Regions from separate parts of the Mus musculus genome. Here regions 1 and 2 are each linked to region 3. The links are chromatin loops, found by intact Hi-C in ENCODE. Cell type or tissue: left cerebral cortex. All regions are shown on one strand.

Evidence for each region. Hi-C counts contacts between places; a loop is a spot of excess contacts. Peaks named below come from ENCODE experiments on the same cell type or tissue, not always from the same donor. Only the 100,000 strongest peaks of a DNase experiment are listed, where the experiment ranks them.
Region 1: it touches region 3 in a loop (2.7-fold over the local background); 5 of 42 quality-filtered maps call a loop at or near these places.
Region 2: a loop joins it to region 3, with 6 times the contacts of the local background. A loop is called at or near these places in 18 of 42 quality-filtered maps.

Annotation. Positions count from the first base shown.
Region 1 is chr1:154,801,202-154,803,701 of GRCm38, reverse strand. It overlaps a transcript of Cacna1e not described here. Among named protein-coding and RNA genes, the nearest start is that of Gm51649, 15 kb to the right of the region's middle. In left cerebral cortex, no CTCF peak of the experiment used is centred here; a DNase peak (open chromatin) is centred at 1,192; H3K27ac peaks cover 452 bases.
Region 2 is chr1:155,005,289-155,007,788 of GRCm38, reverse strand. No RefSeq gene overlaps it. Among named protein-coding and RNA genes, the nearest start is that of Gm51650, 7.7 kb to the right of the region's middle. In left cerebral cortex, a CTCF peak has its summit at 1,046 (motif pointing right); a DNase peak (open chromatin) is centred at 1,060.
Region 3 is chr1:154,883,275-154,885,774 of GRCm38, reverse strand. It overlaps a transcript of Cacna1e not described here. Among named protein-coding and RNA genes, the nearest start is that of Gm41976, 27 kb to the left of the region's middle. In left cerebral cortex, no CTCF peak of the experiment used is centred here; a DNase peak (open chromatin) is centred at 1,374; H3K4me3 peaks cover 1,649 bases; H3K27ac peaks cover 1,405 bases.

The DNA.
Region 1 (2,500 bases), 82 kb after region 3:
ATTTCACTGTATTTTACTGTATTATTACCCCTTAGATGCCTATTTGTGAATTTGTATGGGAGGTGATGTGGGAAGGAACTGGGAGGAGTAGGGGGAGGGGAACCATAATAAAATGATAGTATATGAAAAAAATCTATTTTCCGTAAAAGAAAAATAGTTTACATCTCAAACCACCAGCACAAAACAGTGGGGGCACTTTTGAAATGATGCATGCCTTTTCATGTCTGTCTCCAGTGACGTAAAACAAGGCCTTACCTCCTAAACCTCCCAAACAGAGCTGTTAACTTGGGGTCAAGTATTCAAATGTCTGAGACTCTGAGGACCATTTCTCAGTCAAACGTCTATTCACATAATTATATAGTCATAATTTCTATTCACAATCCACTGGACAGAACCATTAAGTGGTCCTACTCAACCATTAGAAGTCAAGTGTGTTTCCGTCTCTGTTCTTGTGGGCCAGGGTTAACCAGAATATTGGGGAAACAGCTCTAAAGACCATCTAAGCATTTATTCCATGTTAAGCTCGGTACTAGGCACTGATTTAAACAGATAGACAAGACAGAATTTGTTTTCTCAGGGAATTCAAGGAAAGACAGTGTTTGGGAATGGGGGTGGGGAGGGCTAAGATAGGGTAGAGTCAAATGCCCTTTCCTAGAAGGTGCAGACTGTCGCTTATGAGTTGCTGGATGGGGAAGATGTTCTATGAGTGTGACAATAGCAAGACCAGGGCACTGGCCTGCTTGGCAGTGGTGGAGGTGACAGATTTCCATGATGAACGTTTATGTCAATAATAGAAGGGTTGCTTAACAAGAATTCTTAAAGGAAAGATGAGATAATTTCATGTTTTGATATTTGTAAATTGATTCTGTTGAAGCCAGAGCTCTGTCGTGCATATTATTGCTGTTGTAATTCTGGCAAAGACGTGATTTAGATTGGCAAAGTGTCAGGGAAGGGGAAATCCAGGAAGGATGGGGGTGGGGATAGCTGGGAAACAGATATACAAAGCCAGACCCTGGCTTCTGGTTGCCCTGGGAGAGCTAGTGGCCTGGGAGCCTTGTCTACAATGGGCTTAGAAGCGGGGAGGAGACTGTAGACCAGAGTCCAAGAATACTTGGAATTGCTGGAGGTGCTAAAGTCTGGAGAGGGAGTGGGAGCTGTCAGGGGAGGGGTGCACGCATGTGTATGGTGGGGGAGAGACATTTAAACATTGTAGGAATAAAGGATAAATTTAAAACCCATCAAATGCAGAGACAGAATGACAGTGCGAGAGCATGAGTCACTCTTTCTGGGGACCCACCCAGCTGTTGGCAAGACTTGAAAAATATTTTCTCCTTCATTTCTCTTCCTCATTAAGCTTAGCCTGGACATTTTCCCTCCCCCTACCCCATTGGCTTGACTCAACCTTGCTGACCACTGCTCAACTCAGCTCCCGGAAGGCTTGGGTATCATATCTGGAAAGATGAGTCCAGGTGATGGAAAAGGAAGGCAGGGAATCTAGGCTTTTCCTTACAATAACTCTGTTAATTAGTGACGAGGATATAGGCGTGGCATCGCTGGATTCTGCTTCATGAAGCACAAAGAGTGTGATAAAAACAAAAATGGGAGCTAAGTCTTGAAATCTAAGTCTGGTTTACTAGCAGTGTGGCCCTGGGTGGGTCTCTTTAACTTTTGGATCTTATCCTCCTCATCTATAAAATAATATGGTTGAACATTAAAATTTATAACCATTCCATGTTCTTTGCTTTTCTGGTTTACGGTTTGGTTTGTGGCTCATATTAGGGAAGGCAGAAGATAGCTAGGGGTCAGGTGTGTGCAGGGATCAAAAAGGATGCTACCCTAGTGTTCCCAGTGTGCTCCCTGTGTGGGATAGAGCCTCGTCCCACACCACTTGCATGATTTGAATGCCAAGGTTCCTCTGAGCACACAGAGCGCATGGTGGTTCTTAGCACCAAAGGAATACGTGCATACATCACCTGTGGAAGATCCCACCTAAAGGTAGACAGTCTTGGCAAGACTTGAAAAATATTTTCTCCTTCATTTCTCCTCCTCATTAAGCTTAGCCTGGACATTTTTCCTCCCATGTGCTCTGTGTGCCCAAAGGAACCTTGGCATTCAAATCATTCAAGTGGTGTGGGTCAAGGCTCTATCCCACACTGGGAGCACACTGGGAGCACACTGGAAGCACACTGGGAGCACTGGGAAAGCATCCTTTTTGATTCCTATATACCTAAAGTAGTATCTTGAGGTGGAAAGCTGAGGTCCTCTGAAGTATAAAGGACTATTAGGACCCCAGGCTTATGGAAGAAGTGTTTTCCACATTCTCTTAGTTAGGGTTTTACTGCTGTGAAGAGACACCATGACCAAGGCAACTCTTATAAGGACAACATTTAATTGGGGCTGGGTTACAGTTTCAGAAGTTTAGCCCATTATCCGTGGTGGGAAGCACGACATTGTGTGGGCAGACTTGGTGCTGGAGATGCCAAGAGTTCTGCATCTTGAT
Region 2 (2,500 bases), 120 kb before region 3:
TTAAAATTTTCTCTTTGGAACTTTGAGTATTTGGATCTCAGTGGGTGGGTGGGCAATAACAAATGAACGATGTTGTGTGAGGAATGTGTCATAGTCAGGGCCTGGGGATGATGCTCTCTAAATGCACTGGTACTCGCTTGGACCCCACGGGCTTGCTACCCTGCTTTCCACTTCTTTTTGCGTATGTGAAGCAAGCTACTTATAAGAAGGAAGGGGTTATTTAAGCTCATGGTCTCTGAGGTGTAAGTCTACTGTCACTAGATGCCATCATTTTGGGCCTGTAGGGAGGCAGAACATGGTGTGTGTGTGTGTGTGTGTGTGTGTGTGTGTGTGTTGGGGAGTATGGTTGTATGGTTGAGCAAAACTATTTAATTCATGGCATCTGGAGAAAGGGGGAGGGAAGGAGAGAGGGAGAAAGAGAGGGGTGGAGATTATGACTGGATATGACTGTTGTCATGCCTTGCAAGGTATAACCCCCATGACCTCACTCCCTTCCGCTGGGTCCCACCTCCTAAGGACTTTTACCACCTCCTGGTCCTGTCCCTCACTGGCAATGAAGTTTTCAACTCATGCCTTCGGGGGACATTTAAGATTCATAAAATTGTAACCACATGGTTGCTAAGGTTATTATGAAGCAGAAAATTTGAATAATGATTGTTTTGTTCTCCAGCCCTTTGAGGCTTACATCCCTGCTGGGAAGGAAGCTGAGCAGATTTTCAGTTTTCTCTCCTCTACCCCGCCTCCTGCAGCCCCCCTCCCCGACTGCAGAATGGAACCCCAAGACTGACTGCACCATACACAATGAATCTTGGGTGCTTTTCCCCATGGGTGTAAGAGAGCCAGGGCTACATCATAGGAGAAGGAGCCACACACCCAGGCAAGATATTCTTCTAGGGAAGGGTACTTTGGAGTTAGGCGTGTCCAACCCATAGAGAGAAAAAGAGCCTGTACACGGCTCTGTACAGGGGTTTCCAAGCTTACTCGTTCCTGGAGTTTTCTTTTCCTACAGGCCGCCAGGGTGCGCCTGGTGCCTCCGGCCTCTGCGGCCGGTTCCTCATGTTGCCACTGGGTGGTGCTGTGTCCCGCGTGTACAATGCTGTTTCAGACCAAGTGGCTAACCTAGTCCTCAGCAAATCTGTGTGTTCTGGAAGCTACCGGGGCCATGGCTACCGGGGCTTACAGCCCAGAGCTGGAGTAGAGATGGTGTTCATGTAAGAGAGCAGCCTTAGAGAGAGGAGCCTTCATTCCATACAAAGTTCTGCAGGGTTTTCTGGGGAGGCCCTTGGTTTCTGACTTGGCTTTGCACCCAGGCTAAACAGAACCCGAGTTCTGGTGTTTTTAGGCGTTAGTTACCCACGTATTGGTGAATTCCAAGCTACCAGTGAGCAGAGATATACAGAGGAGACAGCGTGAGTCTCTCTAGCTAATGTGACCACGGAGATGAGTGGTTAATTCTCGCAACCTCGATTTCCTTTCCTACAAAATGGGCTAAGGCATTACTCGGAAAGTACCCGGAAAGTAAGAGGAAGTAACTTGATCTCACCTACCCCTTAAAATGGCTCTGCTTGTTCTAAAGATCTGGTTTCATGTCAGCTTTCCCAGTGAACTACAAAGTCTGTGAAAGCAGAGACTACACATCCCACGGCCATCTTTGTATTTCTAGTGTCTGGCACAGGGCCTGGCACATAGTATATGCTCAATAAACATGTCAACATCAAACTGAGAGCTATGTGAGCAGATCACGTGGTGGGGATTGCTTATGCATGATAACAGCTGTGCAGAGACCCTTCCCTTGGGTTTACATCTGGGCTCTTGGGCTCCTTCTGTGACTCTGGGTGAGCCATACATCTCTCCTCCTGAGCTTTCTCTGAACCATGGAGGGTTAACTTGTTGATTCTTGCATGGATCCTTCCAGAGATGAGGCATATTTCATCTTTTCAAAATGCTGTGGTCGTGGACTGTCGTATCCTGGGCTGGTTTTCAGAAGGAGTGGTGTGGTTGTGTTCCTTGGGCTACCCAAGTGCTGCTGCCCAGGCTTATGAACTTAAGTTTGTATCACTAGAGGCTGGTGGGGTAGGGGCTGAGACACGGGCATCAAGATCTCCTTGGCTCCTCCCCAACTTGTTCTAAGTCTTTAGAGCAGAATAGAGGACATGCCAAGGTTGCCACACCAAATGTAAAAGTGATGCCTACACATGGGAAAAGGAGTCTCTCTGGCTTTCTCCCGACAGAACATCAAATCCACCATGGTCCTGCCAACCCTAGCTCTGAGGCTGCCTCCCTGTGTGCTTCCAATAGCATAAGCCGTGCCCTCCCCCCAATCTCCTGTGTCCCCTGACACCTCAGCTGCTGCCAGCAACCCCCAGCTTGGCACTGCATGCTGCTGCCCACCAGTGGTGGCTTCCTTGTCTCCTGGCTTCCTTCTAGCTGCTTCTGTCTGCAGGGGGGTAGGGAGGGGTGTGTACGTCTGAAGTGTGGGGCTGGCCTCCCAGTGAGCAGG
Region 3 (2,500 bases):
GTCGGTGGCAAGCACCTCTACTCCCTGAGCGGTCTTGTGGAATCATTTTTATGGTTAGACATCCTCACACCTTCTCGTCAGGGAAAACTGATTTACAGAACTGTTTCTAGCTTCCGGGAAGCTGGGATGCAGCCTTTCCCTTTCCCTCTAATGCCCAGTGGAGCTTTGTCTGCTTTAATGTTGAGGCTTGTGACTCAGTTTACTGAAAATCTCACTTCCAGAGACTAGACTAACTTCTTTTTAGGCCACGTTCTGGCTGCTCACAAGGTGAACCTTCTAATCAAACTTTCCCGCCTGGGAAGTAAAGTGGGAGCAAGTCAGCTTGCACTTCCATTTCAGTCTCTCGGGGCTAAGAGCAAAGAGCTGCTGGGCCTCCTGGCTCTTTTGTCTCCTTCCATGCAGTGTTTCCCAGCTCCTCCCGGTATCAGGCCAAAGGCCAGTAGGGTGTGGTGTTGTCAAAGTTGAGTAGAGAGGGCCCCTGCTGTCCGTCATAGGACACTTAGCATGAAGCAGGCCAATTGTCCCATTCACTTTGAAACCTTCAAGGAAACCTTCAGAGGACCGATCAAGGCTAAGCTCAGGGCATAAGAGTAGAGAGGGACGGGTGCTATCTCCTACCCTCTTCCAGTCCTCTTCTTGTTCATTCTACCAGGCTCCCTCACCCTGCTCTCTGCTGGAGTCAGCGCAGAGGAAGGCTTGCCCATATGACTCTGGGAGACATTTTCAATGTTCTGAGAAAGACAGGCTGAGAGCCAGAGAAATGGGAGAGAGGAAACCCCAGAGATTCAAGTCTAGCAGGCCTTGGAAAACCCAGTTTGACTCACTAATTTTTAAGGCTGTCCTCAGAGAACAGGTTGGCTTCCCCTAGAGTTCTCAGCGGGGCCCCTGGAGATCCTAGGAGAACACACAGGCTGCAGAGGGGCTTATACCTTGGCTCGGAGACCCCTTTCTTGGGCAGTGCTGGGCTCAAGGATCATGCCCTCCCCCACTCCCAGGTCGCTCTTGCCTTCGGAAGCCCGAGTGGCTTTTATTTCTCGTTAGATATAGTGAGTGCTCGAGTGCTCGTCGGATCACTTTTCCTACCATAGTGAGGTCAGTGGTTAGGATTCTAGCGGGGTCTAGGGCAGGAGAGAGGGCGCGGGGAGTGAGGGCGCAGGGAGCGGGGTGGGGGAGGCACTGCCGGAGATCCAGTGCTTCAGTGGAAATCACTCGCGGAAGTTTGAGGTCAGTGAACTTTTTTTTCTTTTTGCAGAAACCCTGACCTAAATGTCTGGACCCTAACCTGGTTACTACACAGATGTGTGGATAAACCCAGCCTTGTGCTGCCCCCCGCCCCTCCCCGCAGCCACTGCGCGCTCCCGTGTTCGTCTTGCCCGCCTCCTGCCTGCTCCACACAGCTCTCTGGGGCTGCGCTGCCTGGACAGAGAAATTTCTCCTCCGTTTGGATACCCTCCCGTCTTCTCGTCTCCTTCGTTATTTATTTCCCCAGCTGCCTCCTCTGAAGGGGCAAGTGTGAAAGTCTTTCTGATTGCCAGAAATTTCTTTTGCACTGTGTGGGCAGGAGACAGATTTTTTTTTCTTCCCCCGTCCCCCGAACTGTCTCTTTTCCTCATTTATTAATTTTGCTTTCCGTTTCTTTCCTTCCCCTGTGCATTTTTCTGTAGACTTTATCTTTCTTCCCCTTCATTTTCACCACCTCCCCCTTTTCCTCCCTCTCCTTTCCTCCCGTCCCCTCCCCCCACCCTTTGCTCTTTTAAAATAATTCAATGATGCTTCGGGATCACTAGCACACCCTCCTTCAGCTGAGCGCGGGACTCTGCATTAATTCAAGGTGAGTGGGGCTAGGTTCTTGCTCCCGAGGATGGGGCTCTTTGTGTCAGGGTGGCCACAAGCCCAGCTGCGCTGCACTCCCGAAGGTAGCGCGAATCCCCTGCTGCTGCTACCTGTTGGGGGTGCGTGGACCTCGGAGGCTCGGATCTGGGCCAAACCCTCTTGGAAGGCTCCTTAGCCAGCTCTTCCTCGGCTGCCCTTTCCCTTTTTAACTTCTACAGGAATTGACCCTGCTGGGATAGTCCCTGTTAGGAGCAAACTGTATGTTCCTTGGTGGGGTCCCAAGGGTAGCATCTAGCTCGGGGCTCACGTTTCTCACTCCCCAGCTAGGGATTCTTGCCTGTTGTCACAGAAATGGAGCCCCACTCCTAGCAGATGAGGGTCTGGGGTTTATCATTAGTCTTAGAGCATCGCAAAACCCTTCCACGACCCCAGACAAAAGCAGCTAGCCAGTACCCAAAACTGGGAAGTTCTGTGGGGGGACCGTTGAAGGAGAAAGAGTTAAGGAAGGGGCTGAGCTTCCAATGAAGTTTCTGTGAAGGATGCAGTATATGCTTTTGGACGCGACTGGTTAGGGTGGCCTGCCTGTCTCTGGAGCTGCTAATTAGGGCAGGCATGTAGTCCTTTTCTGAGATGGGGGCTTGGGTGCAGAATATCACGAGGAAACAAG